2 separate regions of the Homo sapiens genome follow, and region 1 is linked to region 2. A link is an interaction called in ENCODE POLR2A ChIA-PET data of the cell type or tissue named here. Cell type or tissue: PC-9. All regions are shown on one strand. Each heading gives the region's core, and the rest is flanking DNA. Links, peaks and the distances in the headings are about the cores only. Region 1 overlaps SLC35F3 (solute carrier family 35 member F3). Region 2 has its middle 7.9 kb from the start of COA6.

The links. ChIA-PET counts read pairs that join two places held together with the same protein. Peaks named below come from ENCODE experiments on the same cell type or tissue, not always from the same donor. Only the 100,000 strongest peaks of a DNase experiment are listed, where the experiment ranks them.
Region 1: POLR2A ChIA-PET joins it to region 2 with 8 read pairs; 15 of 35 experiments call an interaction of 5 or more read pairs at or near these places.

What each region holds. Positions count from the first base shown.
Region 1 is chr1:234,316,813-234,325,644 of GRCh38, reverse strand. SLC35F3 (solute carrier family 35 member F3) reads right to left here. Exons shown (of 8, transcript NM_173508.4): 6 at 6,702-6,894; 7 at 5,458-5,547; 8 at 1,134-2,637. The coding sequence ends at 2,402. Among named protein-coding and RNA genes, the nearest start is that of MIR4671, 15 kb to the right of the region's middle. In PC-9, for the core only: no CTCF peak of the experiment used is centred there; no DNase peak of the experiment used is centred there.
Region 2 is chr1:234,359,444-234,371,713 of GRCh38, reverse strand. No RefSeq gene overlaps it. Among named protein-coding and RNA genes, the nearest start is that of COA6, 7.9 kb to the left of the region's middle. In PC-9, for the core only: no CTCF peak of the experiment used is centred there; a DNase peak (open chromatin) is centred at 1,803; H3K4me3 peaks cover 457 bases; H3K27ac peaks cover 2,500 bases.

The DNA.
Region 1 (8,832 bases), core at 5,662-8,161, 51 kb after region 2:
TTTCTTTTTAAAGTGGAATAATATTCCACTGTATGGCCATGCCACATTTTTTTCATCCATTCTTCTGTCAATGGGCACTTGGGCCGCTTCCACTTTTGGTTGTGAATAGTGTTGCCACGAATGTGGGTGTGCACATATCCCTTTGAGTCCATGTTCTCAACTCTTTTGGGTTTTCATGGTCATTTTTGCCCAATGGGAGAATAAGATGAATCTACCCTAAGGCAGGGCTTCCCCACTTTTTCGTGTCCTGGCTTACAAAGGAAATATCTGTTTGTCTCCCTGGGATTTGGAGCCTCAACAGGGTAGTGGAGGTAACTAGCCCAGCATCCTGCTGCCCCAGCTGCCCCCTCCCAGACATGCCTGGACACATGGGGTAGGGGAGCTCTCTGCTCTGGATAACGAGATTCTCCAGGTTTAGAGCCCATGTGTCAAGTGGTACGTGTGGTGCATGGAGTGTAGACGCTCTAGGTGTGGGTGATGGGATGAGGTGTACTAAAAAGGCTCTTGTTTCCCCTTGGCTCACACCCCTTCCTAGAGTACTTGGCCCTCTGTAGCCCTAGAATGAGACCCACTGGCTCTCATAGCCCCTGGCATAGCAGCTGCTTGGAACAGCTGCATAATGTTACTGAAGTGGAGCAATCAAATTATTGAAAATGCCAGCATTAAGTTAGGATGCCCAAGGCAGGCAGGCGGCTGTGGGGGCTGAGCTGGAAGACTGGGTAGATTTATGGACTGGGGCTGCCGCTCTAGGTGGCACTTAGAGACCAGTGTAAACTGAGCTGCGGATCCCGTTCAGAAGAAAAAGTGAGAAGGAAGCCACAGGCAGGGCTGAGCGGAGGGCAGGTGCCTTGAGGGAGAGGGAGAGGAACAGGGGAAAAGTGGAGGAGGGAGAGGCTGCCCCAGGACTTAGAGCTTCTGTGAGGCTTTGGGGATGCTTCTGCATTTCACTTTTGCAAAAGTCAATTCTATCGATATTACAGTCTCCTTCCCTTGAGACAGATGGGCTGGCTTACCCACCCTGAAGGTTCTTGGGGGCAAGTGCAATTGAGGAAAAGCCAGAATGTGGTGAGGACTGCTTCAGGACTGGTGCAGTGGGAAAGTAACAGAATGGCCATGGAGACAGCACTGAACGCTTCTTTTTCAAATATTTTATTAATCTGTTTGGCCAAACAGGTAATGGAAACTGAGAATAATAATTTGCTAAAAAGTTCAGGTCATGAATGCCCCTTTCCCCCAGGAAACAGAAGACTCCATGGTTACAGAATGCACCATTGGGTTATGACAACGTTTCAAAATAATGTTTCCATTTCATATGTAACAATGTAAACTTCAAAAATAGTAAACTCTAACCCCTGACCCTCTTTACAGATCTATCACAGATAGAATTTTCTGGCAGACCTAAATTGTGTAAGTAAACAGCCTGGTGCTTAAAAGTTTCATAAAAAGGTTTACAGATTTCAGTAAATAATTTTTCAGTCTTGGTCAGGAAGTAAAAGCAGCCAGCAATTCCCCTCCTGCACAATGTACCTTATATGGGTATTGTACACCGCGGGCCACGCTCTGTATACACTGGCCATCAGCTCTGTCATTTTTTTGTACACAGACATACACATATATAGAGAGTTTTATTTGTTTCTAAAGATTTTTACATCTAAATTATAAGACGGCGCCAGTGACGTATCACGTCACCTCGCTTCACATAGGTAAAGACGAAAATTCTGTAGAAGGCACTGTGATTTCTCTTGCATGATCTTACACAGACACGTGAGAGCAGGCCAGCCGGGGCTTGGACTTATCTTGTCCTTCCTGGTACCTGGCACAGACCTGTCCTCTGACAGTTTTTGATGTTCATCATCCATTTCTGCCTTGCCTCTTCACATCCCAGACATCCTTCCCTCCCTCCTTCCATCCCTCCATCCATCCATCCAAATAAATTGACAGTTATCTTTTGGTTCATTGAAATTCCTTAAAATTAAGAGTACAGCTCTGGTATAAAACAAAATATGACCTACCATAGCTGAAAAATAATCACAGTGTGCAATGTCATGTTCAGTTGCTAAGATTCAAAACACTTGCTAAGATTCAAAACACTTGCCCTGATGGCTGGCTTGTCAAGAACGTCAGCCATCCAAAACGATCTACGCAGGGAACTTTTAAACCCACTTTACATTCGTTGGAAAAGCACTGAGAGGTTCTTCTTTTCTCTTTTGTATTGAATTGGTACCCTTAAGTGGAAGGTCTGATGTGGAAAAGTGCAAGCAAATTGGACATGCCAATAAATACCATAGAACTTACCGCAGATGACCAAAACTGTACAGGTATGTACACCTTACCCAACTGAGGTTCCTCCCGGCAGGAATAGACCTCCCAGTCATTACCACCGAGTTCTAGAGGAGTGGTGTTAGCGGGCGAAGGAAGGGCGGGCTCTTCTGTTCTTGCTCTGAGGTCCTGAGCTCAGGTCGGCAGCGCCCTCTGCAGGCTCCTCCTTCTTCCTCACTTTGAGTCGGGTGAGCAGCTTGATCAACCAGACATCCCACTCCTCTGGCAGGAGCAGGAGGAGAAAACCCAGGCCGATGATGATGATGGCGATGACCCGGACCCCATTGAAGACGATCTGACTGGTGTAGTGATCAATCACTGTGGGAGACAGAGCATGGAGGTTTCTCAGCTGCAGGGTTGGGGGCATGTCCCTGGAGAGTGGGCAGGGCCTGGGGGCACCCTCCTCTGTCTGGCAGTGTTGTGGTCTTCCCTGGACCACAGGATTCTCCTCAGTATGATTTTGTTCCAGGTGGGCTGGGGTTACCTCTAGTAAACAACCCTTAACTTTATCAAACCTCTCTGGTATGAAGCCTTGCACTTGTATGTCACCTCCCAAAACTGACTTGGTAGTTCAAACATTGATTTATGTGATTAAAACAAGTGAATGAAGGGCAGTTGAGGAGATGAGAGATAGATAGTACACACACACACACACACACACACACACACACACACGCATTTGACCCTTGAACAACATGGGTTTGAACTGTACGGATCCACTTACATGTGGATTTTCTTCCACCTCTGCCACACCAAGACAGCAAGACCAACCCCTCCTCTTCCTTCTCCTCCTCAGCCTACTCAATGTGAAGATGACAGTGAAGATGAAGACCTTTATGTGGCCCACTTCCACTTAACAAGTAGCAAATATATTTTCTCTTTCTTACGATTTTCTTAATAACATTTTCTTTTCTTTAACTTTATTGTAAGAGTACAATACATAACACAAATAACACATACAACATATGTGAATCAACTGTTTTTCATCAGTAAGGCTTCTGGTCAACAGTACCCCATTAGTAGTTAAGTTTTTGGGGAACTGAAAGTTGTATGTGGATTTTCAACTATTCAGGGGTTTGTGCCCCCATTCTCTACATTGTTCAAGGGTCAACTGTATTTTTTTTTTTTTTTTGAGACAGGGTCTCACTCTGTCACACAAGCTGGAGTGCAGTGGTGCCATCAGGGCTCACTGCAACCTCCACCTCCCGGGCTCAAGCGATTCTCCCATCCAGCCTCCTGAGTAGCTGGCACTATAGGTGCCACCACGCCTGGCTAATTTTTGTTATTATTATTATTATTATTATTTTTGTAGAGATGGGGTTTTGTCATGTTGCTCAGGCTGGTCTAGAACTCCTGGGCTCAAGCGATCCTCCCACCTTGGCCTCCCAAAGTGCTGGGATTACAGGCGTGAGCTCCCGTGCCTGGCCTGTATTTTAATTTTTAATATTGGTAAAACACCCTGTTAATTCACTAGATAAGGAGAGCCAACCAGCCAGTCCCTTGAGCAGATGTCGGGGAGAACCCAAAAGCCAGGCAATGGCTCTGCCTTGACAAGTGAGATACGCGGCAGGGTCCCCGGCTTCTCTCTTCCAATCAAGAGTGGCCTGGGATTCCTTTTCTGGACTCATCATTAAACCTTTTATGTTGCAGGTAAGTAATGAAAAATGATTTTAATGAATCTCTCAAACACCTGGCCATATTATACGCTGAAAGGAAGTTTCTATAGAAGACAACTGGAGCACGCCTTCTGGAGACAGGAACACGGTATGACCACAAACTAAAGATGCAAAGAATGTAGGGGGAGGACGGTGACAAGTGATTTTTCAGAAGCCTGCAGCATCTGGACCATTTTTCTTTTTTACCAGCTGTCCAGGAGCTCAGGTGCTTTCTGCATTTTGAAATGCTGTCTCATCGGTTATTTCATCTGGTTGTCACATCAACCGAAGTAGCAAGGGTAGGTATGACTTTTCATTTGCAGGGGAGGCAAGCTAAGGCTCAGAGAGCAGATATGTTGGGACCACAGATCTCCAGGTGGGTTGTGGTGGTGCTGGGCCTGAGCCCTGTCTCCTGACACCTCCCCCAGGCCTGGTACACTGCCGCCGCTGTGAGGCAGTCCTTCTGGGGGAGTCTGGGCCATGGTGGGGCAGAGAGGTCGAGCGCCTTTGGAATGGGAGCGGTGGGAAACCAAGTCATGAGGAAAGGCTTGGGAAATTGGGGTGCCTGCAGGCATAGTCACCACCACATTGAACAGGATAAGGGTTTGCCATTCCTTTGGGGTGGGGGGGGGGCAATCTTTTAATGGCCTGGAAGTGGCAGGATTTGGGAGATGGCTTTGGAGGAAGCTGTGCCAGGGACAAAGGAGTGAGTGTTCTGGGGAGGACAGATTCACAGCCCTTTTCTGGCTGAGAGAAGGATGCCTAGGGAGGTCAGGTATGAGGCCAGGAGGTTCTGGGAAGAAAATCCAAAATTCCTATCCGTGCGAGCCAGGAAAAGGAAGGCAGTGAGGGGCAGGTGAAGACAAGCTTCTGAAAGAGCTGTCAACTGTGTGCCTTGGCAACGAGTCCCCAGGGGAAAACAAAGGGCAGTCCCGAGTTCCTGGGCAAAGGGCGTTCTCTCCCTGTCTTCCCGGAGGTCAGGGAAAATGCCGTTCACGCTTCTTCAGCTTGTCAGCATGTTTCTACCTCATGCCTTGAGCAAATTTTCTCCCCCAGAAAGTTACCTGCAAAAGTGACATTTTTTTTCTGCTACATCATTTCCTACATTTGTTAATAATGCTGATGAGATTCATTCTGCTCCCCATACCAGTTAGAATCAAGATGCCTTTAGACTTTCTGTGTCTTGAAGTGGTATGTGAAAATCAGCCCATTATGGAGAAAATATTGCATATATAACTAATAGCAACATTTCACCTAAATGCTTTTTTTTTGGCAGACAGTTAAACACGCATTCTATAGCAGGCAGAGCAATAATATATGTGAGTATGTATGTGAGAGTATGTGTGTGTGTGTGTATGCATGAGTGTGTGTATGTGAGTGTATGTGTGAGTGTGTATGTATGCATGAGTGTGTGTATGTGTGTGTGAGTAGGTGACTGAGTGTGTGTGCTTATGTGCAGATATAGAAAGCCGCATAGGTTTACCTGCATTCACAGGTATGCTGAGGACGATTCCAAGAGACATCAGAGTGGGATATGTAACGGCAATTCCAAAATTTAATACAATATTGAATGCTGAAATAAAGAATGTAAACAACGAGTGTTATTCATGACTGCTGTGTACTTTACCTCCCTGCTGGCCTATCTGACCCAGGTTTTCCTGATGAGGCTGGAGTCATAGGAGTTACAATGACCCTCTGCTCTGATTCAGTGAACTCAGAGTTCCTCTGGGGGCTCCAGGACTTGGGACCAGGAGCAGACACTCTGAGTACTCAGCCCCTCTGTTCCCTGAGTTTTGAAGAAGGGAAATAAGTTTGGAAATGGTAACCACTGAGAAGGTGACTGGGACCATCTTACCAATTTTGCTTTTCTCTGCTGCTGGCAATGCTTCTGGGATAACTGCATGAACAGGAGCTCTGGGAATTGTTTTTTGTTTTTTTGTTTTGTTTTGTTTTGTTTTGTTTTGAGGCACAGTCTTGCACTATCACCCAGGCTGGAGTGTGGTGCACAGTGGTGCAATCATAGCTCACTGCAGCCTCAATCCCTCTGCTCAAGTGATCCTCCCACTTCAGCCTCCTGAGTAGCTGGGACTGCAGGTGCACACCACTGCACCTGGCTAATTTTTAAATGTTTATGGAGATGAGGTCTCATCATGTTTCCCAGGCTGGTCTCGAACTCCTGGGCTCAAGCGATCCTCCCATCTTGGCCTCCCAAAGTGCTGGGATTACAGGCATGAGCCACTGTACCTGGCTGGGATATGTGTTTTTAGATGGAAACTGGGTAAGTCATGTCCTTGGTTGCATTCCTGCCTAGCTCTAGACTTATATCAAGTAATGGAGACAATGATGATGATATTAATAATAATGATAATCTATAGTATTTATTGAATATTGACACTTATCAGGCAATGTTCTAAGACCTCTGCAGGTATTAATTTATCAGCTCCTTGCTGTACTGTGCTTAGTAGGTAACATGCAACACCCTGGGGTATTAGTTCATTATTCAGAGCAGCAGTGACCACTGCGACTACTGCACTGATTCTGGCTCTGGAATTCAAATCCAATGTCATCATTTCAAAGACTACTTTGTGAAACAGAAAGATCTTAAAAACCAGTGAGAACTAAAGAATAGCAAAGAGCACTGTTTTCTGCCTTCAGGGAACATGTTTCCTGAGGGTCCTCTGTGGGTGGTTGCTTTCTGGGAATTCTGGACAGGTGATTAGCACTTACTCAATAAAAGAACTGAAAATCCACAAAGGTTTCCCCATGGAATGTCATCAAAAGAGCTCCAGTATTCCACTTTGGTAAAGTAGAGGATAATAGGAATGCAGGTGATGAAGAGGATGTTAAACACACCCAAGATGGACAAAAATAAGGCGGCTTCTCCAAACTTAGCACTGCCCAGGAGGAGCTTGAACAAAACCTGTAGGAGAAAGCAGAGGAGGACGGGGTGAAGGCTCACCTCAGACCCCAATATGATGTAAGCAAAGCAGAGTTCACTCCACAACGCTGGGTTTGCACTGCAGGATGGAAACCAGATTCCAGGTGAATTCCATGGGGTTTGGCCTGTGTTCATTTGCTCACATATTCAAATCCCAGGAACATGGCAGTGGAGGGTTGCTCTTTAGCTATACAGAAAGCTTCTTTGGAAGTCATGGGTTTTCATACTAGGTTTGATTTGTCTGTGTTGTGTTCCTGACACTACATCACTAAAAAACATCTGCCATGATTACGCATCCTCTCAGAGACCCCTGGAAGGGATCCTGGACCCTGTATAAGCAGGTTGAACACCACTGCTCCCAAGAAACAGTGCTCTGGCTGCAAAGATACGTTCTGTAAATCAAGGGTGGAGGGATTTTGCTCATCTCTGCTCCATCCCACCATGTCCATTCCAGAAATGGCATGGGTTTTAGTGGAATGCACCAAACTTTTATTTTCTTGCACCTGTTCTTTTTTTGCACATCATTTCAGGGGCTTGGAAGGCTGGGAGGAGAGGGTGAATGTGATGGGAGTGGCCAGAAGCTGAACTGAGAGATGCAGATGGCCCCAGGGCAGCTCCTGCGCTGAGTGAGCTGTGGTCCAATTTGAGTCTCTGCATTGTTGTCTCTCTTACTTTTCCTGCTTTCTCCTTGGTTCAGCCATTTCCCAACTCATTCATGTATTTCCTGAAAAATGCAGGAAGTAGGAAGGCTTTCAGGAAGTAGTAAATGGCTTTCAGCCTCTCACCTAGGAGTCCCCATGGACAAGTTGCAGGTGGTAGAGGAGTTGGAGACTGGAATCTGAATCAGAATATTGTGTTCATTGTGGATTGTGTTTCTCCCTGTTTTTTGCTTCTCATTAGTCCACAGCTATTTGAGTCTAGCAGAGTATATGCAGCCTTCTAATATTTCCTGCATTTGGACAGTTGCTAGAGTCTCAGAGTGGTGCTAGATTATCACATCTCCTCAGTGAGAGGTGCTCAGAGAAAGAAAATGACATGTGTGTCTTCCTCTGTGGGAGGTGAGGGCAGGGAGGTGATGAAGGATAAGGCTGAGTTATTTCATTTTCCCAAACCCAGAACACATGGTACTCACAGAGCTGGGAAAAAAATGCCTTTTCTTTGACTCTCTACAGTACTTAATTATATCAGTCCTATTGTCTGGATCCACAAAGGGCTGATACGTCTCAAAACTAAAATCTCTTTTCTCATTGAATCTTCTAGGTCAGTTCTCCAACTTGGAGTCCTGAAAATATTTGCATTCTCTGCTATGGATCTTAGGAGAAGGAGAGAGGAGGAGAAGGGAAGTGAGGGGGGAGAGCAGCCAGGGGGCTTGATAAAGTAGGAGGTGAACAGAGAAAGGGACCTGAGTGTGGGAATAAAAATTTGTTTCCTCTAGACCTGAAGCTGGCAAGTGCTTTCCCATGGTTCCCAACATTTCATCAAAATACTTTATTATCCCCGTATTACAGCCGTTGTACTTTTATTTATTTAGCCTTCAAGGCAGTACTTGAAATGCATATGGATTCATAGCGAGCAGTGGTGGCTGCAAAAACTGTGTGGGCAAAGATTTACATGACAAAGCTGCACCAGATATTCAAGTCTTCCCACCCCATAGGGTGGCAAATGATCTGAGCAAACACTGAACTTGTTCGCTGCCATCAATGATGTCAGGAATCTGACTGTGCGGATGGGCACCACTCATTTTATCCCAGGTGCTGCAACGATGTGGCTACAGATAGGAAGGCCCAGAGAGCCAAAGCCAAGAGCAGTGGCACACCTCCCCCTTGCCCTTGACTGAAGTCTCTGTCTGCCTGTTGCACAGTTGACTCCAGCTATCTAGAGCTGCCTGTCCTGAAGCACAGGTATCATCAGAAGCTGTTG
Region 2 (12,270 bases), core at 783-3,282:
GCCTGTACTGGCATAGGAGAGCCAATTGTGCACACCTCTTGGCAACTCCATGATCAATAACATCAAATAAGTAGCTTGAAGTCACCCACGATGGGACTGTTTACACTATGGAACTCAACAAACAAGCCAGGATTTTGTTTTATGTTTGGAGCCAATTCAAATAAGTAGCTTGAAGTCAACCATGATGGGACTGTTTACACTATGGAAATCAACAAGCCAGGATTTTATGTTTGGAGCTAACTCACTAGCACACCACAGCATAGAATAGGTTGAAAGAAGCCAAAAGTTGATTTTTTTTGGAAAAGAAAAATTAAAATTGGCAAACATCTAATAGCTATAAAAGGAGGGATGTCAACAATCTTTATCAAGAATGGAAACTAGAAATACTATAGACATCAAAAAAGTTAGATAATCTTGTAAACAATTTAGTGCAAATAAGATTTAGATGACTGTACAAACTTCAAGAAAAACAACTCAAAAGTAGAGAAACTATTACATAATTTGAATGAGTAGTGAAGAATCTTCATACACACAAATCCCAGGTACGTGGCTCCACCAGTAAGTTCCTACAAACTTTGAAATCATTCCATTCTTACTGAATAAGGCTACCATAACTTTTGTACTAATTATAAAATCCCCAAACCTCTGAAACACCACACACTTTGGAACTCATTTGGTGAAAAATACGACTTAAAGTAACATGAGGCTCTTTATAGTTGTTATTATCACTTAGGTGACTGCATATGCTTTTCGGTAGAAATATTAATGTATTTCATTATGGGTACTGTCCCAGTTCTTGTTGAGAATATTATACAATATATGTTGTATGTTTCATACTACCCTTCTAATATTTAAAATAGTCTATATTTCAAACATCTGGCTCCAGGGATTTCAGGTGAGTTATGTGGACCTATATAAGAAAAAATCTTTATGACTTAGGTTAAGAGGAATTTTTAGCCATAAAGGAAAGTCTCAGTAATTATCAAATGATGTGGCCGGGTGCGGTGGCTCACGCCTGTAGTCCCAGCACTTTGGGAGGCTGAGGCAGACGGATCATGAGGTAAGGAGTTCGAGACCAGCCTGGCCAACATGGTGAAACCCCGTCTCTAATAAAGATACAAAAAATTAGCCGGATATGGTGGTGTGTGCCTGTAATCCCAGCTACTCAGGAGGCTGATGCAGGAGAATTGCTTGAACTCAGGAGGCGGAGGTTGCAGTGAGCTGAGATCATGCCATTGCACTCCAGCCTGGGTAACAGGGAGAGACTTCGTCAAAAAAAAAAAAAAAAAAAAAAAAAAAAAGATGTGTTACATACATAAAAATATTGGGCTACATAAAAGTAATGGACTTTTGTTTACCAAACAATACCATGAAGCAAGTGAAAAAGGATTAGTATCCAGAATATACAAATAACACAAATCAATAAGAAATAGACTTGCCCATTTTGAAAATGGGCAAAAAGCTTAAATAGGCACAGCACCAAATGCAAATGACTAATACATGAAAGGACCAACATTCCCATTAGTAACTATAGAAAGGAACATGAAAATAACAATGCAGTACTATTAGACACCCAGCAGATCAAAAAATAATTTAAAAGTCTGACAGAAACAAGTTTTAAGGAAGAAGCAAGGAATATCCTCATACACTGTGGTAGCATAAGTTGATACAATCAGGGAAAACAGTGTGGCATTATCTAGTAAGATTGAATTATCTAGTAAGATTGAAGATACACATTCACTGTGACTCAGCAACTCTACAGAATTTCCTGTACATATGCATTTTTTTAATAGCTGAAACCATTATGCAACTCAAACTTGTATCAACAATAGAATGGATAAATTATGGTATAGTCATACTGTGAAATATAATACAGCAACAAAGAGAAACAAACGATTATTTACAATAACATGGTGAATTGCCATACTGAGACAACCAATGAATACAGAATATTTCCACTTACATAAAGTTCAAAAACGGGCAGAACTCTACTATATTGTTTAAAATAACAGTCATAAGTAGTAAAACTATACAGAAAAGCTAAGAAATGATTATCACAAATGTTCCTCTCTAGGGTAAGAAAGGAGATATGATCAGGGAGGGGCACATGGTGGGGCTCCTGGGATGCGGAGAATGTTTTATTTATGGACCTGAGTGTTCGCTTTATAATTATTCTTTAAATAAACTGTACATATATGTTTTATTCACTTTTCCATAGGAATGTATATCTCACAATTTCTAAACAAATAAAATGAGTAATTGACCTGAGGAAGGTCATCTTTAATAAATTTGATTTACAGAAAGGTAAAAATAGTGGTCACACAGAATATTTGTAGTGTTATTACTAAATTTTTAATGAATTTAGTATCTTAAGTGCTCTTCGAGGTCAAAAGTTAGTGGTCTCTAGTGCTAAATGCCACCGTGCACCTAAGCAATTCCTAGTGGTCTGTGGTAAGCTTAAGGGATAGACAAGGAAGATATTACCAGAGAGATGTAGTGAGTTGCAATAACATTCCCCACCTTACCCCTGAAGAAGTCTAGTTCGCCAGTTGGGAAATGCTGGTTTTACTAACAGAGCAAAAACAAACTAGAAGAGAGGAATTTTGTGGTGTCAATAAGAAAAAGAAAATTAACACAGGATAACAATTGCAAAGACCATTTCACCTTACAAAATCTTAAAGATTAAAATGGAACAATGTGGGTGCCATAAAATGATTTCAAGTGTGCTGTTTTGACACAAAGAGGGTGTAATCACCCAGCCTATGTTTGGAGGAGAGAGGAGGCGAGGAGGAGTCAGTGTGAAGAGGTGGAAGACGTGTTGTGCTGGGTTGCCATCCAGAGGAAATTTTGAGTGGGTGCTCTCTAGTCGGAACGAAGTAGATCCCCAAACCACTGGTGGGCAGGGCCAGACAGACCCAGTCGCACTGAAAATGTATGTGTTGTTTTTCTGTTGCTGCCCACAGACTTTTATTTATAATCTGTACTGTTACAAAGCAGTTATCACAGACACCTACTCACGGGCACAGACCGGAGAACGATTCCCTTGACTTCAGTGTTGCTACAGCGATCTTCTGAATTTCTTCTAGATCTCTGTGCTGTCTCCTTGCCTTCCTCAACCCCCTTAACTATAGGTATACGCCAAGATGCTGTCCCTTCATTTCTCTCTCTCTCTTGCTCTCCTCTCTCTCTCTCTGCATTGTTTTAGTTGGTGAGTCAATTCACTCTGATAGTTTCAGTTAGCACTTCTGTCACAAAGACTTGCAAGACTATGTTTTGGTCCTTAAAAGAACCTTTGTGACAGTTTTCTTGTTCCACATCCCTATTGGATATCTTCACTTGTTTATCTTTCCATCATTCCAAGACGTTCAGAACTGGACTCGATATTTTCTCTCTAGAAGCGCTGCTCTTCTTAAGCTGTTCTTTTTCATCAGTTCCACAAGTCCTTTGTCTTCCCGTTAGAAGCCTTCCAGTTCTCTTTTATGCTCCCTGCTCTGTATTTACATAGCCAATCCATTTCACAGACATTATGCATCTGTGCAGTGCCAGCCTCCATGGTTGGCCTTGGGGATAAAGACAAATAAGAGGCCAGTGGCCCATGCCTGTAATCCCAGTACTTTGGGAGGCCGAGGCGGGTGGATCATGAGGTCAGGAGATTGAGACCATCCTGGTTAACAGGGTGAAACCCCGTCTCTACTAAAAATACAAAAAATTAGCCAGGCGTGGTGGCGGGTGCCTGTAGTCCCAGCTACTCAGGAGGTTAAGGCAGGAGAATGGCATGAACCCGGGAGGCGGAGGTTGCAGTGAGCTGAGATCGTGCCACTGCAGTCCAGCCTGGGCAACAGAGCGAGACTCCGTCTCAAAAAAGACAAATAAGGTAGGTCTCAGCCTTTGAGAAGCTCAGTCTAGTGGAGGACATGGACCATATTATCCTCTAATAAAGGGCAATAAGAGCTATGATAGAGGCAGGCATCCAATGCAATGGGTGTCCAGAACAGGAGTTTGCCAAGAGACCTCAAAAAGGGGAACACAGGTGGTATTAGAAACAGCACAGTGGAATGGAGAAGAGTATTGTGTTCAGAGGCAGACTACACTTGAATTCTATTTCCTCCAGTGTCAAGCTGTGCAACCTTGGTCAGGTTACTGAATCTTTGTATACATTGGTTCCCTCGACTGAAAATGTGGGTGGTAATATAGACCTTAGGTTTCTTGTGAAAGTTAAATGAAACAAGCCATGCAAAGCACTTAGAAGAGTGTCTAGCACATTAAAAAATTTCATTCATTCAACATACACACATATATATATATAGAGAGAGAGAGAGAGAGAGACAGAGAGAGAGAGAGCACTTACTATGTGCTGTTTTAGGGGCTTAGGAGACATCAGAGAACATATAGATAAAAATTCCTACCCTCATGGAATGTGCATTTTAGCAGGGAGACAATAAGCAATAGACATAACAAATAAAGTATATGTAGTATGTTAGGTAAGTGTTATAGGAAAAAGAAAAAAGAAAATGTTAATTATTAATATTACTGTATTATAGAAGTCACTTTATCTTAGACTTAAAGGAAGAGAAGTCTTATAAACAGAAAAATGTTTCATCTCATCTAAGATGCATTCATCATAAGTTGCACTCTTCTCCTTCTCCTTCTCCTTCTTCTTCTTTTTGAGACAGAGTGTCACTCTGTCCCCCAGGCTGGAGTGCAGTGGCCCGATCTCAGCTCACTGCAACCTCTTCCTCCCGGGTTCAAGTCATTCTCCTGCCCAGCCTCCCGAGTAGCTGGGACTACAGGCGCGTATCACCACGCCGGGCTAATTTTTTGAATTTTTAGTAGAGACGGGGTTTCACCGTGTTAGCCAGGATGGTCTTGATCTCCTGACCTTGTGATTCGCCCGCCTCGGCCTCCCAAAGTGCTGGGATTACAGGCGTGAGCCACCGCACCCGGCCTGCACCATTATTTTATATACGACTAAGAAAAGAAAAAACATTGCCAAATTGAGTATAACACAATGCTTTTTATTACCGAGGATTTTTCTTTTTGTTTTTGAGACAGAGTCTTGCTTTGTTGCCCAGGCTGGAGTGCAGTGGCATGATCTCAGCTCACTGCAACCTCCGCCTCCCGGATTCAAGCTATTCTCATGCCTCAGCCTCCCAGGTAGCTGGGATTACAGGTGCCCACTACCACACCCAGCTAATTTTTGTATTTTTAGTAGAGGTGGGGTTTCTCCATGTTGGCCAGACTGGTCTCGAATTCCTGACCTCGAGTGATCCACCTGCCTCAGCTTCCCGAAATGCTGGGATTACAGATGTGAGCCCAGCCCTACCTAAGATTTTTATCTTAAACATTAAAACCTATTTAGACATATTTAGGCATGGATTATTTTCATTGTATTATACTTTTAAATACATTAAAATGAAAATAAAAGCAGAAATTGATTAAGGTATTCCTAAAACTTCTTTATATTTACTCCTCTAAATCACTTTTTGATTCAGTCAGAAATGTCTTCCCTTCCCTTCCAGGCAAAGCAAGCAGTAATACGAATGTCCAGAGATAGGGCAGAACCAGTCTCTTGACAACAGTGAACAGCTTACTATCCCTGGAACATAGGGTGCAGGATGGGGGTTTGTGGGAAAGAGGTGAGGAGGTCTCTCTATCATTAGAGCCTACTGTTCCTTGATTAAAAACAACTCTCAACTCTTTTCTTCTTAATTAATTCACAACATTCACGTATTCAACACTCAGTCCCTACCACCAATATGGGGCCACATGGTGGTCCAGACACAGTCCTAGCCCCCAAGTTGCTTTCAAGCCCCCATACCTGGGTCCTTGTATAACAGATCCTGATTCTTCTTGGCCTGAGGCTCCAGATTCTTTCCCTTGCATCCATCCTTGCCCTACTTTGCTGGGCAAGTCTTACACAAGTGCCACTTTCATCACGTTGCTCTGATCCATCCTCAGGCACAAATGATGAACAGCTATTTGATTTCTCAGCCTGATATTAGGAGTCTCTAGTCTCTGCAATCTGACTCCAGCCTTCCATAACCTATTGGTTGTTCCCTGGTCCTTCAGTCAGGCCCCTTCTTGGCCGGTGCACCCACCCACTCATTCCCACATCTATGCTGGTTCTTACCTTTGCTCTCACCTTTGATGCTCTTCTCCAACCTGCTCAGCAACAAAATCTGATGCACTGGCCCATATCCTTTCAGAAGCCTTCAGTGACAGGAGAGCACACTCATTTGGCCTTTTCCTGATGGCTTTTGTATTCCTAGCCAGTACAACATGTTCTGTAATTAGCCCACTCCGCAGCCAGGCACGGTGGCTCATGCCTGTAATCCCAGCAATTTGGGAGGCTGAGGCAGGCAGATCATTTGAGGTCAGGAGTTCGAGACAAGCCTGGCCAACATGGTGAAACCCTGTCTCTACTAAAAAATACAAAAAATTAACTGGGTGTGGTGGCGCACACCTGTAATCTCAGCTACTTGGGAGGCTGAGGCATGAGAATCGTTTGAACCCGGGAGGCGGAGGTTGCAGTGAGCTGAGATCGCACCGCTGCACTCCAGCCTGGGCGACAGAGCGAGACTTTCTCTCAATAAATAAATAAATAAAAATAAATAAATACATAAATAAATACAAATTAGCCCTCTCCATTTATTTCATGGTCTGTTTGATGTGAAATCCCTGCCCTCAGTTCTGCTTAGAGAAGGGGTTTGGTAATTTCCCATTTATTCCTTATAGTACATAATACCTTGTCGCTACATATGGGAAACACCTAAGACACAGCTGCCATTTGCATGAAGAATGCACAGTGAAAAGAGGAATTGGACTGCTTAATACATAATATCTCTCATTTGACATACAAAGGTTTATGGAGTGAGTGTGTCTTATGCACTATGCCTGATGTTCGGGGAAGCACAGCTCAATGAAACGCAATCTTTGCCTTTGATTTGTTCATAGTCTGGTGGGGAAGTCAGATATGAAAACCTAAAGCCACACTGTAATAAAAACTAATCCTGAGCTGTGGGCCGAGGCTTGTGAGCACGGAGGATGGGGTAGCACATCCTTTCTGGGAGAATCAGAGGGGCCTTCACTGAGCAAGTGAACTTGGAGGCTACACTGAAGAAAGAGTGAATGTTTCCCAGATAGGAAGGGAAAAGGAGGCATTTGAAGCAGAGATAAGTGCAAAGGCCTGAGAACCTAAAAGAACTTAGTGCCTTATTGTTCTCAGCCTCACTGAGTACTTCCTAATTTAGAGCCTTGCATTGGCTGACCCCTGGGGTTCCTCTGCCTGGGGTGGTTTCTCCAACCACTTCTTCGCCTCCAAGTCTTGGCTCATCAAGTCCTAAGCAATTCTCCCTATTTAAATTAAAACCTGCTCGCACGTCCATTGTCCAATATGCCAACACCAGTTTTGAATATTCCATTCTTTCCCCGTTGATTTAAGATATCAATTTCATCCATGAGAGCTTGTAATATTTATAGTTTATAATATTATAGCTGAGCAAATCTATTTATCAACTGTATATGTATCTGTATATCTATATATCTACCTAGTTAGCTATCAACCTATATGTATGTATGTATATATTCTTTTTTTTTTTTTGAGACGGAGTCTTCCTCTGTCGCCTAGGCTGGAGTGCAGTGGCGCGATCTCGGCTCACCACAATCTCTGCCTCCTGGGTTCAAGCGATTCTCATGCCTCAGCCTCCCGAGTAGCTGGGATTACAGACATGCGCCACTACACCCGGCTAATTTTTTGTATTTTCAGTAGAGATGGGGTTTCACCATATTGGCCAGGCTGGTCTCGAACTCCCGACTTCAGATGATCCACCCGCCTCGGCCTCCCAAAGTGCTAGGATTGCAGACGTGAGCCACTGCGCCCAGCCGTATGTATGTATTCATCCACCCATCCATCCATCATCCATCTATACAGCTAAGCTTGCATTGTGCTATTCACTCAAAACCCACACATTTTTATTGCTGTTGCTGTTATTAAATGCTTTCTTAATCACTGAAAGAAGTATATTAAAATATGTCACAATTATTATATATTTGTCTCTGTTTATATTTCTAACAGTTATAGCTTACAGCTATCTTGTTAGGTATATATGATTACATATACCATCAACATACATTTCTTATTTACTCATTTAACATTTCTGGCCTTGAATTTTATTAACTGATATTAATATTACCTCATTTCCTTTCATTTTTGTAGCATTTCCTTAGCGTATCTTTTAAAAATCATGTATTTGCATCCTTTTTTGGGTCATTTTGTTTTAGTTTTAGTTTCACCTCTTGTACAGAGCATACGGTGACACTGAAAATTCTTCGGTGAGAATCTCTGTTTTTTTTTTTGAGACAGAGTCTTACTCTCTTGCCGGGCTGGAGTGCAGTGGCACAATCTTGGCTCACTGCAACCTCCACCTCCGGAGTTCAGGTGATTCCCCAGCCTCAGTCTCCCAAGTAGCTAGGCCTACAGGCACACGCCACCATGCCCGGCTAATTTTTATTTTGTATTTTAGTAGACACGGAGTTTCAACATGTTGGCCAAAATGGTCTCGATCTCCTGACCTCGTGATCCGCCCACCTTGGCCTCCCAAAGTGCTGAGATTACAGGCGTGAGCCACCTCGCCCAGCTGAGAATCTCTGTTCTTAATGGATGATTGTAACCTATTTTCATTTACAAGGATTACAGTTGCATCCGAAATTATTCCAGTCTGACCAGGCCTGTTTCTGGTAGGTGGGAAAAGAGTATAAATGAGAACCCATGCCTCGTATGCTTGGTACTTAAAAGTTATGAATCAAGCTGAAAATAAAATGATTTTTCCTGTACCTTGACAAGTGTACCTTCATAACAGCAACATTTAAAAAGATGTATAAAGGTATGGTTTTTATAAAGTTGCCAAAATGTCAAAGATGGCTGAATTTAATTATTATTACAGTCCTGTTGATGAATCAGCAATATTTGATTCAGCAACAAAATAATCTATTCAAAAGTATGTATTCTGTAAAATGTATCTTTCTTGCCTTTGTTTCAGCAAAATTGTTAACTACGTTGTTAAAAGAAAGAGTTTCTAGATCCTGAGGTAGAACTTAGGCAAAAAATAAAATATAAAAAACAGAAGGAGTTTCACATAATTTGTATACAGATCTAAAAGAATTAAGAAGTAAATATAATTGTGTTCAAATTACACCAAATATATATTTATAAAAAATGTAAATTAAAGTAAATGTAAAGAATTTTTAAAAAGTTATTTTTACATATTTTCATGATGTGGTTATGCTCAAGTATTCAAACTTATCTATTAAAATCTATAAGGCAAAACCAGTGATAATCAAGGTCTATGAAACAATAAATCATTATTATTATAATGAGTTGAGTTTTTATTTAATTTTCTAAACATTTAATTACATACTTACTAAATGTGTTTGTAAAAAATATTTACAAGTTTAGTGTACAAAGTTTGGCTGTCAGTATAACAAATTGGTATCATGTCTCACTCTAGACCTTTAAGCATACATCTTTAAGAGTATTATGAATTGTTTAATAATAAAAATGTGGTTGGGCACTGTGGCTCATGCCTCTAATCCCAGTGCTTTGGGAGGTCAAGGCGGGCAGGTCACTTGAGGTCAGGAGTTCGAGACCAGCCTGACCAACATGGTGAAGCCCTGTCTCTACCAAAAGAATACAAAAATTAGCTGGGCATGGTCGTGCATGTCTGTTGTCCCAGCAAATCAGGAGGCTGAAGTGGGAGAATCTCTTGAACCTGGGAGGCGGAGGTTGCAGTGAGCCGAGATCACGCCACTGCACTCCACCCTGGGCAAGAGAGCGAGACCCCTTTTAAAAAAAAAAAATTGCAAACTGTTCTGCAATTTCTGAGAGCAACTATTATGAACATCACACTAATTTGTAAGTACCTCCAGAACCATGAATTGGACAAAAATGGGTGCTTGCCATTCCTGGGAAAATATATTTTGTCATACAGGAGTCTGTTACATTCGTGCTACCTGAGAAGAAAGAGCTCACAAGTTAAATTTTCTTTTCTGTTACCAAAGCACTTCTGCCACGCAAGTCCTCCCTGCAAGCCAAAGAATCTACATACTGACATTAACACTGATACTACATGAAAGTTTCATGGTATTTGGACATAGTTCCTGTTGTTTCAAGGTCCTAGGCCAGTCATGAGAGTTGATATTTAGGATTGTTACACATTGTAATGCCTACATGACCTAGGTGAATTTCTATCCTGTCTTAACCCTGCTTATCTTTAGGAAACAGGATGCCTGAGGTCTGAATTTCCCCCTTGTGATCTAACTTACTAAGACTGGATCCAAGATGGCAGCTCACTTGACCTCTGAAGAACCTCTAACTTCATTATAGTCTAATGTCCATGCTAAACGACTCTCCCACCAGTGCCATGACAGTTGACAATCACCCTGACAACAGCCAGAGGAAACCATGAAAGGACAAAAAGGAAAGCGCACTCTGGTTTTGAGCGGTTCTCTGCCCATTCCCAGAAAAGACATGAATATTCCTCCTCTTGCTCTTAATGCTTAACCCCTTCATTAAAGATGCCCTATATTTGTGATATACTCACTTGCAAGAGCTATGAAATTGATTTGTGAGCCAAGCTCCCACTTCTCAATTCTATGGCCATCGAACGAAACCTGAACTGCTTGATGCTCACTTTTGTTTTTGTGTATTGGCTTCTGAACTGAACAGAGAAAGACCCCATTTTGGAAAGACAGACTTTGTCAGTAATAGGATCTCCCATTCAGAGCTGAAGGCTAGATCCCATATGATAAAGCAATTTGTTCTTGCTCTTGTTTTATGCTATCTTTTGAAAACATTAATTACACCTTATTTTAGTTCTCTTATGTTCTTTTAATTTATAATTTATTCCTTTTCCTTAGATGGTAGTGCCTCTGACTTTTTGGTTTAATGTCTTCATTCATAGTGTTGATCTTGCTTAAATGCTCGGTAAATTTTGTGGTCTATCTGTTCATGCTTGTGATTGCTAAATTATGTTTTATTTAGTACCGTCTCTCTTTTTGTAGAGAAAGGATGGGAATTGCTCAGAACTGCCTGCTTTATGTTTTCATTTTAGTATGAGTTTTTTCTGGAGTTATGTAGAGCAAATGGTTCCTACTCTTGCTAACACTTTCACCTGTGTATGTGTTAAGTTGCAGTCTTTATTTGCTGTCTTCCCATAAGTAAAATCCCATCTCCTTTCTATCCTAAAGAATTCCTCAACATTTCTGATCCTCTATTTCCAGGACTTGAAGTGGGAGAGGAAGTAGGTACTTAATCTTAATCTAATCTCTTTCCTTTTCTTTTCTTTTTTTTTGAGATAGAGTCTCACTCTGTCACCCATGCTGGAGTGCAATGGTGCTATCTCGGCTCACTGCAACCTCCACCCACCGGGTTCAAAGGATTCTCCTGCCTCAGCCTCCTGAGTAGCTGGGACTACAGGCGTGTGCCACCACACCTGGCTAATTTTAGTATGTTTAGTAGAGATGAGGTTTTACTATGTTGGCCAGGTGGTCTCGAACTCCTGACCTCAAGTGATCCACCTGCCTCAGCCTCCCAAAGTGCTGGGATTATAGGCGTGAGCCATTGTGCCCGGCCTCTTTCCTTACTTTTCCAAAACACTTTAAGAAATACCATAGTGGAGCAAAACAATAATGTTTACAGAAAACGCAACTGCACAAACATAGATGCCTCTCAAAATTAACCCTGTGATGAGTGATAGCAACACTCCGTAGGCTTCAGGTCAGTCCCTCTCCTTCTTAATGTTCACCTCCCACCTGACTCCCAGCCTATCCCTCATAGCAGCCAATATTCTATTATTTCCCACCATAACATAAGATGAAGCCATACTTTCGACCAGTTTGTCCCCTTTCCAGCCATGAGAGACCTAAGATTTGAGCTTTTTTGTCTCTTTAGGCCTGAGGATGTATAGAGATTACTCAGGTTCCAGGGTGAGGAATGTGCTGTTATTGGCATAGTAAATGAGACTTCAACACACTACAGGTGAAGCCCCTTCCCACCATTAGCCCACACTAGAGCAATTCTTTAAGCATTCAATAATCAGAACCCACATAGAATGTTAATTGCCTCACATCTGGTAACCAGAGAGTTATTCTGTCCTCTGGATAGTGTACCCTATGTTTTTATTAGCTTTTAGTGCCCACGATATTTGCACTTATTCTACTTACAGCAGCTACAACCCTAAGATGTGATTTTTCATTCATCCTGTTCCCCTGAAA